3 separate regions of the Homo sapiens genome follow, and all the other regions are linked to region 1. The links are chromatin contacts, found by POLR2A ChIA-PET in ENCODE. All regions are on one chromosome and are shown on one strand. The core of a region is the stretch at or near the end of the contact, and the rest is flanking DNA. Distances in the headings are between cores, read along the strand shown. Region 1 holds the start of PARP2 (poly(ADP-ribose) polymerase 2). Region 2 holds the start of RPL36AL (ribosomal protein L36a like). Region 3 overlaps CRIP2 (cysteine rich protein 2).

What was found. ChIA-PET counts read pairs that join two places held with the same protein, here RNA polymerase II (POLR2A).
Region 2: POLR2A ChIA-PET joins it to region 1 with 13 read pairs in PC-3. The contact joins the promoter of RPL36AL here to the promoter of PARP2 in region 1. POLR2A ChIA-PET finds 5 or more read pairs at or near these places in 2 of 52 experiments (A549 and PC-3).
Region 3: POLR2A ChIA-PET joins it to region 1 with 22 read pairs in WTC11. The contact joins the enhancer-like site here to the promoter of PARP2 in region 1. POLR2A ChIA-PET finds 5 or more read pairs at or near these places in 2 of 52 experiments (A549 and WTC11).

Annotation. Positions count from the first base shown.
Region 1 is chr14:20,342,031-20,346,735 of GRCh38, reverse strand. It overlaps PARP2 (poly(ADP-ribose) polymerase 2), which reads right to left and starts at 3,101. Exons shown (of 16, transcript NM_001042618.2): 1 at 3,049-3,101; 2 at 1,649-1,804; 3 at 1,272-1,342. The coding sequence starts at 3,094. It also overlaps RPPH1. RefSeq lists enhancers at 3,019-3,188, 4,119-4,218.
Region 2 is chr14:49,619,250-49,623,404 of GRCh38, reverse strand. It overlaps RPL36AL (ribosomal protein L36a like), which reads left to right and starts at 2,779. Exons shown (of 2, transcript NM_001001.5): 1 at 2,779-2,843. It overlaps MGAT2 (alpha-1,6-mannosyl-glycoprotein 2-beta-N-acetylglucosaminyltransferase), which reads right to left and starts at 2,606. Exons shown (of 1, transcript NM_002408.4): 1 at 1-2,606. The coding sequence starts at 2,136. The coding sequence ends at 793. RefSeq lists silencers at 2,115-2,224, 2,525-2,734 and enhancers at 1,956-2,506, 2,895-3,004.
Region 3 is chr14:105,479,487-105,483,879 of GRCh38, reverse strand. CRIP2 (cysteine rich protein 2) reads right to left here. Exons shown (of 8, transcript NM_001312.4): 7 at 4,387-4,393; 8 at 3,718-4,294. The coding sequence ends at 4,227. Among named protein-coding and RNA genes, the nearest start is that of CRIP1, 5.2 kb to the left of the region's middle. RefSeq lists enhancers at 1,464-1,783, 2,564-2,673, 2,342-3,063 and a silencer at 2,804-2,953. Within about 2 kb of position 2,884, at least 38 of the 41 ENCODE cell types and tissues checked have a DNase peak (open chromatin) inside an H3K27ac peak, as active enhancers do.

The DNA of each region.
Region 1 (4,705 bases), core at 1,852-4,351:
GAAAGAATTGCAAACCTATGTTCTACCAGTAACCTGGGTGTAACCTTACTATAAATGAAAACATGCTTCCTTTTTTTTAACTATACAAAAGATTCTGAGTTAGGCTGCGCATGGTGGCTCATGCCTGCAATCCCAGCATTTCGGGAGGCTAAGGTGGGCAGATCACTTGAGGTCAGGCATTCGAGACCAGCTTGGCCAACATGGTGAAGCCCCGTCTCTACTAAAAATATAAAAATTAGCCCAGGCTGGGCGTGGTGGTGGGCACCTGTAATCACAGCTACTTGGGAGGCTGAGGCAAGAGAATTACTTGAACCTAGGAAGTGGAGGATGCAGTGAGCTGAGATCACACCACTGCACTCCAGCCTGGGTGACCGAGTGAGACTCTATCTCAAAAAAAAAAAAAAAAAAAAAAAAGATTCTAACTGAGTTAAAGAAAACTTATTCCAGAGGTAGCCTTCTTTTTTCCCCATTCATCAGTAACTCATGCCATTCCAGGGTACAGTTTCTCATTAGAACAAGAAAACAGTTTTCCCTTAACAATGATACCATTTTCTGGTTTAAAAAGAGAATGAGGTGTAGAAGGCTGATGGCAACCACAAAAGGTACGCATGTGATATAGTTTGTATATTTGTCTCCTTCCAAATCTCATGCTGAATTGTAATCCTCAGTACTGGAGGTGGGGCCTGGTGGGAAGTGATTCAATCATGGAAGTGGATTTCTCATGAATGGTTTAGCACCACTGTCTTGCTGCTGTCCTCTTGATAGTGAGTGAATTCACACAAGATTTGGTAGTTTAAAAGCGTGTGACACCTCCCCATTCTCTCTTTCTCTCTCTGTGACACCTTCTCCAATCTCTCTCTCTCCCTTTCTCTCTGTCTCTCTCTCTCTCCCCTGCTTTTGCCATGTGACGTGCCTATTCCCGCTTCACCTTCTGCCATGAGTAAAAGTTTCCTAAGGTCTCCTGAGGAGCAGATACTGCTATGCTTCCTGTACAGCCTCTAGGAACCTCTTTTCTTATAAAATACCTAGTCTCAGGTATTTCTTTACAGCAATGCAAGAATGGTCTAACACACCATGTTAAAAAACACCCTGATTATTAACCCCAAGCCCTACCACTCCTATCTCTTGCCATTAGAGAAAACTACTCACTCATCATATTTTGGAGAGGATTCCTAAAATGAGTACTAACAGCATCCCAGACAGGAGTCCTTATAACAAAGGATGCTCTCTGAGATATCCATGGACTGAAGATCGGTTCCAGAGTCTCTTACCTTCCCCACCTTGGCTGTACACTCTGGGTCCACAGGAGCTTTGCCCTTTAACAGCAAGGCCTTCACAGATTCTGAGGAAAGACAGATAGGTACTACTTTATGGGAATCAAAAACAGCTGTTGTGGTAAAACAGAAACTTGTCAGGATTAACTTTGCCCGCCCAACCAATCCTGGTCTTTCCTTAGACCCCAATCCATCTCAAATACATGAAAATGAAGATTCAAGGCAGTAGATTAGTGCTGTGGTATGCCCAAAGGATAGAGAAATTAATTATTCCCTGAAAGAAGGACGAAATAGGAGTTGAAATAACAAGATATCATCCCCAGATCCACTCCTACCAGAGACCCTTTTGCTGGCCCATGACCTTCCTGGCATACCATCTTGCTTGTCTTCTGTCCTGTCCTTATTAGCTTTTCCTCCAGCCACAGGCATCTTTTTCGACTCCTGTCTCTGGCATCTACGAGTTTTCTTGGCAGGGGAAGAGTCTTCTGGAGCCGTGTTGCCATTATTAACTCTTTTGCTTTCATTTAATGCTACAGAATTTGGAAATTAGCAAAGAATGAGTACACACCCGAATACGTGTAGATTTTAAAGATTGAAAAAAATCTTTTAAAGAAATGGTTTAAGATAATTTTCTCTCTTTTTTTGTTTTGAGGTGGAGTCTCACTCTCTCGCCCAGGCTGGACTGCAGTGGTGCGATCTTGGCTCACTGCAACCTCCGCCTCCTGGGTTCAAGTGATTCTCGTGCCTCAGCCTCCTGAGTAGCTGGGATTACAGGCGTGCACCACCATGCCCAGTTAATTTTTGTATTTTTAGTAGAGACAGGGTTTCACCATGTTGGCCAGGCTGGTCTCGAACTCGTGACCTCAAGTGATCTGCCCTCCTCGGCCTCCCAAGGGATTACAGGCGTGAGCCACCTCACCCCGCCGGTTTAAGATAATTTTCTAAGTTTACAGAGGCAATAACAACTGTCCCACACTACTTTTGTGTAACAGTCTGTGTAATTCTTCCTAAATTGCTATTCTAGCCAAATGAAATAAAACAAAATAAAAGGGAGTCCCAGGAGTCTTGTAAGCTCATAGATTGAGGCCTGCTTATCTGTTTTACTTGTGTCCCAATGTCCCCCAAATACCCACCTCATACATGAGGCCGTATGGGATAAAGGTTAGTTAAGTGCTCAAGGGTCTGTGCCTAATTTAGAGCCTAGCTCTGCTGCTTTTCTCTGTGGAAACTTGGAGAAGTATTTGATCTCTTCCTACTTCACTTACTCCAATATTAGAATATTGTACAATACTGTACTTCTAGAGAAGTACAATAGAACCTAATTTATAGGGTGCACCTATGCATTTAAGAACATTATACACATAATACCGTATCTCAATAGGTCTAAGACTCGCATTTTACTCTCTGGAACTGGGATGCATCTTACAATGGATGACATAAGCAGTGAATCACAGTTCACCATTTTCAGTGCTTATCCTTTGTTGTGTATAAAATAATGGTGTGCCTTACAATTACTTTTTGTAAATTGGATGACATTAGGTATTAACAACAGTACTGGCACATTAGTTGTTACAGCTCCGCAAGGCTTTATGCACAATTATGTAATCCCCAAAGCTCTGAAAACCGAAATTTACAAAATTTAGCACCCCAACTGGTTTGGTAGCCAAGTGCAGGTTATAGGGAGCTGGAAGGGGAAGGGGGTCACAGTAGGTGGCATCGTTCCTTTCTGACTGCCCGCCCCCCGCATGCCGTCCCGCGATATTGAGCTCCGAACCTCTCGCCCTGCCGCCGCCGGTGCTCCGTCGCCGCCGCGCCGCCATGGAATTCGAACGCTGACGTCATCAACCCGCTCCAAGGAATCGCGGGCCCAGTGTCACTAGGCGGGAACACCCAGCGCGCGTGCGCCCTGGCAGGAAGATGGCTGTGAGGGACAGGGGAGTGGCGCCCTGCAATATTTGCATGTCGCTATGTGTTCTGGGAAATCACCATAAACGTGAAATGTCTTTGGATTTGGGAATCTTATAAGTTCTGTATGAGACCACTTTTTCCCATAGGGCGGAGGGAAGCTCATCAGTGGGGCCACGAGCTGAGTGCGTCCTGTCACTCCACTCCCATGTCCCTTGGGAAGGTCTGAGACTAGGGCCAGAGGCGGCCCTAACAGGGCTCTCCCTGAGCTTCGGGGAGGTGAGTTCCCAGAGAACGGGGCTCCGCGCGAGGTCAGACTGGGCAGGAGATGCCGTGGACCCCGCCCTTCGGGGAGGGGCCCGGCGGATGCCTCCTTTGCCGGAGCTTGGAACAGACTCACGGCCAGCGAAGTGAGTTCAATGGCTGAGGTGAGGTACCCCGCAGGGGACCTCATAACCCAATTCAGACTACTCTCCTCCGCCCATTTTTGGAAAAAAAAAAAAAAAAAAAAAACAAAACGAAACCGGGCCGGGCGCGGTGGTTCACGCCTATAATCCCAGCACTTTGGGAGGCCGAGGCGGGCGGATCACAAGGTCAGGAGGTCGAGACCATCCAGGCTAACACGGTGAAACCCCCCCCCATCTCTACTAAAAAAAAAAAATACAAAAAATTAGCCATTAGCCGGGCGTGGTGGCGGGCGCCTATAATCCCAGCTACTTGGGAGGCTGAAGCAGAATGGCGTGAACCCGGGAGGCGGAGCTTGCAGTGAGCCGAGATCGCGCCACTGCATTCCAGCCTGGGCGACAGAGCGAGTCTCAAAAAAAAAAAAACCGAGTGGAATGTGAAAAGCTCCGTGAAACTGCAGAAACCCTTTGGGAACAGAGGGAACCATGGGGCAGGAAGCCCACGAAAATTCTAATTGGTCTTCTGGTTCTTGGTGACATCAGGTGAGGGGCGCCCAAATGTTTGGCTTCATGAGAATCACCGAGTATGGGGACTGCATACTTAAGCAAATTCCCCACCCCAGACCCTCCGATTCAATAAGCCTGTATTAACAAAATCACTGGGTAATCCTGGTTTTGGCACTAATATCATTTAGAAACATATTGTTAGGATAGCATAGTATCTGTTATAGAGCAACCTGAGCAAAATAGCGAAACCTCGTCTCTATTACAAAAAAAAAAAAAAAAAAAGTGAAAAATTAGCCAGGCGTGGTCGCGGGCGCCTGTAATCCCAGCTACTTGGGAGGCTGAGGCACGAGAGTCGCTTGAACCCGGGAGGCGGAGGTTGCAGTGAGCCGAGATCCCGCCACTGAACTCCAGCCTGGGTGACAGAGTGAGACTCCGTCTGAAAAAAACAAAGAAAAAAAAATTGATACATTTTAATTTTTGTTCATCAAAAGATGTAAAGTTTAGAAAGAAAAAACCCAAAATCTCATTATTTGCATGTAATTTGATTATGAATATTTTAAAAGCTAGAAGAAACTACAGGATAAAAATTTTACCTTAATACAAAGCCTAGCAAGA
Region 2 (4,155 bases), core at 1,530-4,029, about 29 Mb before region 1:
ACTCAAAACTTGTAGAATGCCTTCACTGAATTTTGGTATAAAGAGTAAACAAAACTTATTCTGCAAAAGGATTAGGAACCTTTTTATGCAAAAATGAGTATTTTATTTTGTCAGCACTAAAAGAAAAAAAAAAACAAAACCACTGTATTTCTACATTGAGGTGAAAACAATGTTTAAACTTTCTTATCAATCAAATACATTCCAAAAGAAAGTGTGTTCTATGAAGGTTCCAAAACACACTCAAAACACAATAGTACAGGAATCTAATACTGAAAATGACTGTTCTGACAGGGTGTTTAACAAACATAACTTTTAAATTATTAAACCAGTGAAGCAATCCCTTCCTAATAAGTGTGTCAAGAGAGTGAAACTGGGTTTGTTCCATTAATACCCTAACAATTTCATCGTAATACTTTTTACTGCTATGACAGTTTTAAATAAATTTTGCTGTACTTAAAATAGGTTTTGAAAGTGGAAAAGTGTACAAAGTTTCAGATAAAAAGATTAATAAATGCAATTTAAATAAAATTTCCCCTCTTCTCTCATATCAACAATAATCAATTTTAGCAGATAACAGATTGAGCTTTAAAACCCTACTCCCAAAATGAAACCTTCAGTTTTAAATCTTAATCAGACATAACTGGAAAAGATTACTATGTATTTGGACACCTTTTACAAGATTTTGTTTTTGTATTAAAGCAGAAACCAGTTCCTAAACTCTTTTATTCAATTGTATGTCCTGTTTGGACAAATATCAAAAATAGAAGACTGTCGCTTTTGTAACTGTGATTTTCACTGCAGTCTTCTATAACTTTTACAGAGTTCATGGTCCCTAATATCTCCCCACCCTCCATTTTTTCTAGGTGGGGAAATGGCTACCACAGTAAACTTTTCACTGATAGTTAGAGTTTCTGGAAACATGTATTGTTTGTTATTATTTAAGAGTGACTCAATTTGGGCACTCTGAGTGGATGGTCTACAGGTTTTCTTGTGATGCATACCACAGTCTCCAGCATGAAAGATCCTAGGAATTTGAGGAACCAGCACTTTCCAGAATTTTGGAAGACAAGATACAGTCAAGTATTGAAGAGTCCAGTCCCAGTTATAATCATCATAAGTACAGAAAGTGTCTGTGCACTCGATCAGCTTCTGATAGGCATTCCGGGTCAAGGCTAGACCCATATTGTGCTCTGTGGATTTCCAAGTTTTCACATCTACCTTGTCAGCCATGCCATAGAAACTGCGACTGGCACTATAGGTCCCCAGGGAGAGAACATCACATTCAGGGCACTCTTGCTGCTTCAGTTTCCACATCTTTTTGAAGACATGGTAAAAGTCTGGGGCTAAGTAGTGATCCTCTTCTAGGAAAAGTATAAGGCCAGCATAATCTCGAAGAATTTTCACTCTTTCCCACACAAAATGCAGCTTCCACCACCAGTGATGTTTGGTCTGGGAGAATTTGGCCTCTCTATAATGGCCGAAGGAGTCGGGATACTCAGCATTGATGCACCCCAATTTCAAAGCGGCATTCTTCGGCAGGTCTCTGGGACAATCTCTAGGGTCACTACCTGGAAACTCGTTAGGGTACAACTGAATGCTGAAAGGAAAGAACACCTGCAGAACCGGACAGAAATTCACCCCGGCGATCAGCTGATTGATCTCGGTCGACCAGAAGTCATGGCTAAAGATGACGAGGACGTTGTCAATTCCCTGGGCTTTTCGAAGTGAGTCCAGCAGCAGTCTGAGGTATTCGGGCCGGTTATGCACCTGGACCACCAGCACCAGCTCCCGGGGGGCCCAGGTGCCAGCCTTATCTACATTCCTCAGGGTCTGATCAAAGTTCAGCTGGTACACCAGGGACCGGTACCGCAGCGTCAGGTTGTCCGCCTCGGGCTGGGGGACCGCCGGGACCAGGGAAGCCGCCGACACGTTGGAGACCCTGCGGATGCCCACAGCCACAGAGGGGTGGTCCCCACCGCGGCCGCCGGCACCCCGCGCGGGTTCGGCGTCCAGCAACGGTGGGGCGAGGGCCTCGTTCTTCCTTTGTCGCCCATTGCTGCTCCAGAGGACGAAGCCGCAGGCGGCCACCACGAGCGTCAGGATTAGCACCTTCCGTTTGTAGATGCGGAACCTCATGGTCTCCAGGGCCGGGAGCGCAGGCGGGCGGGCGCGGAAAGGAGCAGCTGCTTCTGCACGGAAGGGGCGGGCGGGCGGCGGCCGTCGCCTTGGCCTGTCACGGTCGGAACTGGCCCCCGCGGCTGCCCTCGCTAACTCATCCCGGGCCCCGGGGGTCCTGGGGCCCGAGACCTCTCATTTACCCCGCGCCGCCTGCGCTCCACACATCCTCGCCTGGCAGCTACAGCTCGAGCATCGGCGCCGCCGCTAGGAGCCGCGGCTCGGCTTCGTCTCCGTCCTCTCCATTCAGCACCACGGGTCCCGGAAAAAGCTCAGCCGCGGTCCCAACCGCACCCTAGCTTCGTTACCTGCGCCTCCAGCGGCCCTGCGTCCTCTGCGCTCTCATCCTTACAGGGGCCCTAGACGGCCAGAACTGAGCGACGCGGCCTCGCCTCACTCCGGCGGGGACCGTTATGACAACCCGCAACTGCCCCGCGGCACACCGCGGCCCTCCGGCCCACACCCCTCCGGCCCGCCCCTTAGACCGTTGGTTGGTGCTTTCCAGACGCGACCGAAGGCGCCTGACCGCCGTGGCCGGCTGCCTATTGGTTTGCAGTACTGTCGCTCAGGTGCAGTTCCCACTTCCGCCTGTTTCTTCCCTTTCCTGTTAGGCGAGAGCTGCGAAAGGCGAGAGCTGCGAAGGGCCAGGTGTCGGGCGCTGTTTCTCGGTAAGCTAAGAACGAGGCTGTAGCGGCTCCAATAGGAGCCTCCCTTGCTCAGAATCCTGGGTAGGACTAGGCCTTCTTAGGAAAGGGAAGGCGAGACCTATGGCCCTCGCCGGCCTTAGTTCGAGAGCAGGCTTCTCCCTTCAGGAAAAAGGTCTCAGGCATGGCGGCTATAGAATCGCGGGGCGCGCCGGCTTGATAAGGACACGTCAGCCCTCGAGGCTGCTGACGGGTGACTGTGCTTCGGAGGGGAAAAGTGATACTACGCTGATGTGGTTCTCGTAGAAGGAACGGGGCGGGTCGTAACCGTAGCTACAACGTCGCGCGCTGCCCCAGCCATTCTCTAGAGCTGGAAAATGGAGGAGGTGGGTGGGGGGAAGGGGGTCAAAGAAACTCTGGTCCTTAACTTCCTTTTCGGAAGAAAATTAGATGAACCGCACTTTTCTTTTGGAGCAGTCACAATAAATTAAACTCATTTCGTACGGAAAACGGACTGTATTGGGCCTCCTAAAGCTGCTGCTGTCGGTTTTCGTGAGTCTTGTTCTATATGAGAAAAGAAGAATGGCTCGGAGCATTGTTAATTATTTGAGATGTGCAAAATTTGCCGGGCCCAGAGAGACAGCAGTATGGGACTTCAGACACCTCCCCACTTAATGCCTGGCATTTTATTCCTGACTAGCTGCTTCACCCATTATGTCCGCGTTCCTGGAATTTGTCATGAAAAGAATGATGTATAGCCAATCAATCGCTTGTGTTATTTTAATGTAAATTCTTGGTAGACAATTTAGGAACTGCCATTTTTTCCTCTAAAAACCCACTTGCAACTGCTGCTACTCAGGGCATTTTGAATCTGTGCTCTGGGTTGCAATCCTCAAACTTGCCCCAAATAAACATTCTACTTATATGAATTGTGCCTCAGTTCTTTTTTTTTTTTGAGACGTAATTCCGCTGTTGTTGCCCAGGCTGGAGTGCAATGGTGCGATCTCGGCTCACGGCAACCTCCGCCCCTCCCCACCCCGCCCAAGCGATTCTCCTTACAGGTATGCACCACCACCACGCCAGGCTAATTTTGTATTTTTAGTAGAGACGGGGTTTCTCCATGTTGGTCAGGCTGGTCTCGAACTCCGGACCTCAGGTGATCCGCCCTTCTCGGCCTCCCAAAGTGCTGGGATTACAAGCATGAGCCACCGTGCTCGGCCTTGCCTCAGTTCTTTAGGTCGACAAATTAGTCCTCCAGTAATTTAAACGAAGTGTTTCAAAAAGGTATGTACTTGTATGTGCGTTTATTCATATGGAAAAAGAGTACGTGGTGGAT
Region 3 (4,393 bases), core at 1,635-4,134, about 85 Mb before region 1:
CAGGGCTGGGCCCCACTGTCCCTGAGGAATCCCACCGTCCACCCCTCTAGGAACATTTTGCTCCTCTGGGCCCACAGCCCCTTCCTCTGCAGACTCAGCTTGGGGACTTGCCTTGAGATGCCCCTCCTTGTCCTTGGAGCCCTCCCCACCACCTCCCCTTGCCCCATGCCCAGGCTGAGAGTGTGGGCAGGTGTGAGGTGCCCTCCCGGGGCTGCAGGCCAGCCAGGCCTGTCCTGGATGCTCTGCAACCAGGTGCCCTGCACTGCCAACATGCATGCCAGGACAGCGCGGAGCCGGCCACGCCCAGCTCAGGCCTCCCCAGGGCCCACCTCCCTGCCCCTCCCTCTCGGCCCAGCTGAGTCTCAGACACTCCCAAGTTCCCAGGGTCTATTTTCAGCTGCTTGTCTCCCGGGACCCCCTGTCTGGCCTGTGGTCTGGCCCCGGTTGGCCGTGCTGGGCTCAGTGGCCATTCCTGCCCTGGGCAGACCTGGCATGGGGCTGGCATGGGACAGGCTTACCAGACAGGCACCTCCTGTCCTCCAGGCCTCACCTCCAGCCCCGAGCAGGTGGGAAGGCTGCGCAGTTCCTCCTCTCCCAGAGCAGACGTGGCAAGGTGTGGAAAGAGGGAAGAAGGGGGCTCCCTCAGCCAGCCCTGCCCCCAGCGGGGCTGCACCCCTGCCTGGCTTCCACAGACTGGCCAGATGGGGTGCCCCTGACCTCCCTCCCCTCTCTTGAGGCTGGGCCTAGTACCCAGCATCCTACAGCCATAGCCCAGGAATTCCAGAGGCTGGAATTCCAGCCTCCCCGCCTGGCAGCTGGACCCCACATCCCCACCGGAAGCCCATCAGGCGCTGGGAAAAGTGCTGCCCATACCTGGCCGTCCTGGTCCTCCAGCCTGCCCTTGCCTGTGCCCAGCCCTCCACGGTCCAGAGCTAGGGGCCCACGGCACTGGGTGATTTCCTCACATCCACCTCTCAGGCTACCGCCGGCCCCCAATAAGCTGGACCCAGGGCCGGGAGGGAGGTGTGCCCCACCAAGTCCTGTGGAGGGTCAGGGTCAGGGGCGCTAGTCCCAGCTGTGTGGAGTCCGAAGGGGTCCAGGAATTAGGGAAGACCCTGGGAGCAGGGGTACCCAGGGCCGATGCTGCGGTCACTGGCTGGGCAGGGCCTGGAGGAAGGGTGCTGGGGGTCCCGGGCAGGGGCCAGAAGAAGTGGAGACAGGGGTAGCTGCAGGCTGAGCTGGCCCCACAAAGATGCCTGGCTGGGGGCACCAGTGAGGGCCCCACCAGCCCAGGTTGGAGTGGGGGATACCTTGGAGGGACCTGGCCAGGAGACACGGGAAGACTGGACAGTGGGGGTACAGACGGGGAGCGGCACAGCTCGGTTCAACAGAGCGCCGGGGTGTGAGCTTAGCCCCATGGGGCACCAGGGCCTTGTGGATCCCTGGACTTGGTTCCCAGGGGTTCTGAAGGGGAGGGATGGAGCAGATAGCATTTCAGAGCCGCCTCACTGGCCAGGCATAGGTCCAAGTAGAAGAGAGTGAAGGTTGAGGGCAGAGCAGCCCCCAAGGCAGGGACAGAGAAGCAGGCACGCCCAAAGGCAGAAGAGCCCATTCCAGATTCCCCTCCCTTTTAGGGGATATCTGGGTCTGTGGGCACCCAAGGGAGCACCTGGCTGGCAGGCGGCTGGGAGGGCATAGCTTCCTGGAGCTGGAGACACCAAGCGAGCCCTGTTAGTGCCGTGGGCACCCAGCCAACCCCAGCAACACCGCCTAGCGACGCAGTCCAGACAAACAGTAGCAACAACCGCCCCGGTTTCCATGACAATGACTTGGAAACAAACACGGCAGGCAGGCGTCATCCTCAAACCGGCCCCGCAGGAAATGGTCCTGCCCCAGCCAGACCTGGGGTCGGGGGTGCTGCTGTCCCTGGCGGGGTCAGGGGCTGATCTCTGGAGGAGACCCCTTACCCACATCATCCCCGCAACCGACCCTGGAAGGTCTTCTGGCACACAAATCCCCCACCGCCGCCCAGGTTTTAGAGAAGGGCACACCACCCACCACTCTCCTCACGACATAGTTTCCACTGGAGGCTCCCAAGGGAGGGGGGTCCAGCTGAGCCCTCCAGTCCCCCCCCCGCCCCCCGCCCCGCCAAGCTGAAAGCAGGAATTTCCCATGCAACCCTGGGAGCCCGCAGCAAGGGCGGAGACGGGCACTCCGGAAATTCTCAGTTCTCCCGAAACAACCCCCCAACACACACAAGGAAGCCTGGGCCTGGCAGGAGGGGATGAGAAGGGGAACCATCCCAGCCTCTCCTGTGAGCAGGGGTCTGGAACCTGCCTGATCCTCCCCTCTGCCTGGGGTTGGGGACTGGCCGTCCCTTCCGCAACGTCAGGCCCCGGGGGTTTTGGCTGAATTCCAGGTGGGAGGAGACCGCACTGGGTGCCTGGCTGGAGGGCAGCTGTGGTACGGCTGGACCCCGGAGCCAGCCCAGGCCCCGCCAGGACATGGATGGCTGCTCTCGGGACAATGGGCTCAGCATCCAGGCTCAGCTCCGTCTGAGCCCATGGGCTGGAGGGTGGCCAGGCAGGGAGCTGTGCCAACGGCTGGGAGCAGGGAAGAGGCGTAAAGCCCCGGCCACCCTGTAGCACTGGGGACAGGGGCCTGGAGGTGGCCAGGTCTGAGTGCCCCTCACTGAAGGAAGGGCCAAGGCAACTTCGGTGTGGTGCCAGGAGCAGAGGAGCATAAACCAAGGTGGGAAGTCCAGATGGCGCCAGGACAGGGCTCAGCCACTGGGGAAGGTCTCCACGTTTCTGCTCTGTGCTGCCAGAATGGGACAGTGCGCCCTCTAGTGGGCACCCGAGGAGTGGCGCACAGCAAAGGCGGGGCGCGGGGGAGGGGAGAGCTCCTTGGAGCCGCCAGCGCCCCTGGCTGAAAGGGCAGAGCCTGGACCATGAAGACGCCAGGGGCGAGTCGGTCATCACTAAAACCTTCACCAGAACACTTGGGCAGGGATTCTGTCCCTGGGCCACACCCAAGGCAGGCCTGTCCACAAAAGCCTGTCCATCACCCTATGGACAAAAGCTGGAAACAGCCACGCTGAGCCTCTCCAGTCCTTGCTCTGACCAGAGCCCCCAAACCCTCCTGCGCATCCCAGTCCAGTCTGGGGCTGCCAGAGACCTCTGTCCCACCCGACCTTCGCCGGCTTCCCCATTCTCTGCCCAGGACCCCTCCTCTGGTCCCCGGCCCCCTTCCCTCCTCAGCCACACTCTGCTCTCAGGGCGGACCCCTCCTGCGCTTGCCAGGGTCCACACACCCAGGCAGCTCCGGGTTCTCAGGCCTGCTGTTGGTATTTTCAGGGTTCTAGGTTCAACTTTTCTCCAAGGCTCTGTCCTCCATGGACCCCACCCTCACCTGACCCTGGCCAGGACCCTGGCCCCGGAATGCCTCCCACCTTCCTTACCTCCCCACAGCCTGGCGTTCTTACTGCCTCCCCATCTGGGTGGGCACCACCACCCAAACCGGAGACCACGCTCCCCGCCCCCATCCCTCCCTCCTGCTCAGAAACATCCCAGGGCCCCACCTCCCACTATGACCCCCAGGAGAAGAGCCCACCCCCACTAGCAGCCAGGCCCAGGGGTGTTGGCTGGGAGCACGCATGGACCGGAGAAAGGGACCCTGGTCTGGGATTTGCATCCATCCCACAAGCAGAGACAATCCTGCAATCCTCAAACCGTTTATTGACAGCACAAGGCTCAACAGCAGGTGAGCCACGTGAGGGTGGCGAGCGCTTGCGAGGCAGTGTGGGCACCAGGCAGGGGATCCCGGAGGGAAGCCCTCTGCCAGGGACATGGTGAGGGCGTGGCCATCACCCACGAAGGGAGCATAAATAACACTGGCAGGTGGGTGGGCAGCAGGAGAGGGAGAGCGGACAGCGCCACGGGGACACGCAGGGTCGGCGGGAAAATGCTGGGACAGGGTCACACGGGGATTCGGACACGCAGACACAGAAGGGATCATGGGACGCCCAGAGGATGCCAGAGGGGGCAGACACACCAGAGACTCGGGGATGGGCATGGTGCTCTGCCCGTGGCTGCCCCTCCTCCAATACTCGCCCTGGGCTTGCAGGCAGGACTGGGCGGCTGAGCACTCTCCCAGCAGAGCCAAGCAGGGGGGCCCCTGCAGGGTCTGGGGCGCAGGTGAGCCCACATCATGAGAGCCGCTGTAGCCTAGGGCTGGACCTTGCCTTCGGGGTCCCGGTCATAGATGTAGCTGCCCACCGCACCGGTGTTCACTCCTGTGGAGGGAGGCCGCTGGGGTGGGTCGGGGGAACAGTGGAGGGAAGGGGAGGGCAGGGAAGACATCGTGGACCACCCTGGCTACACTCACCCTTGGG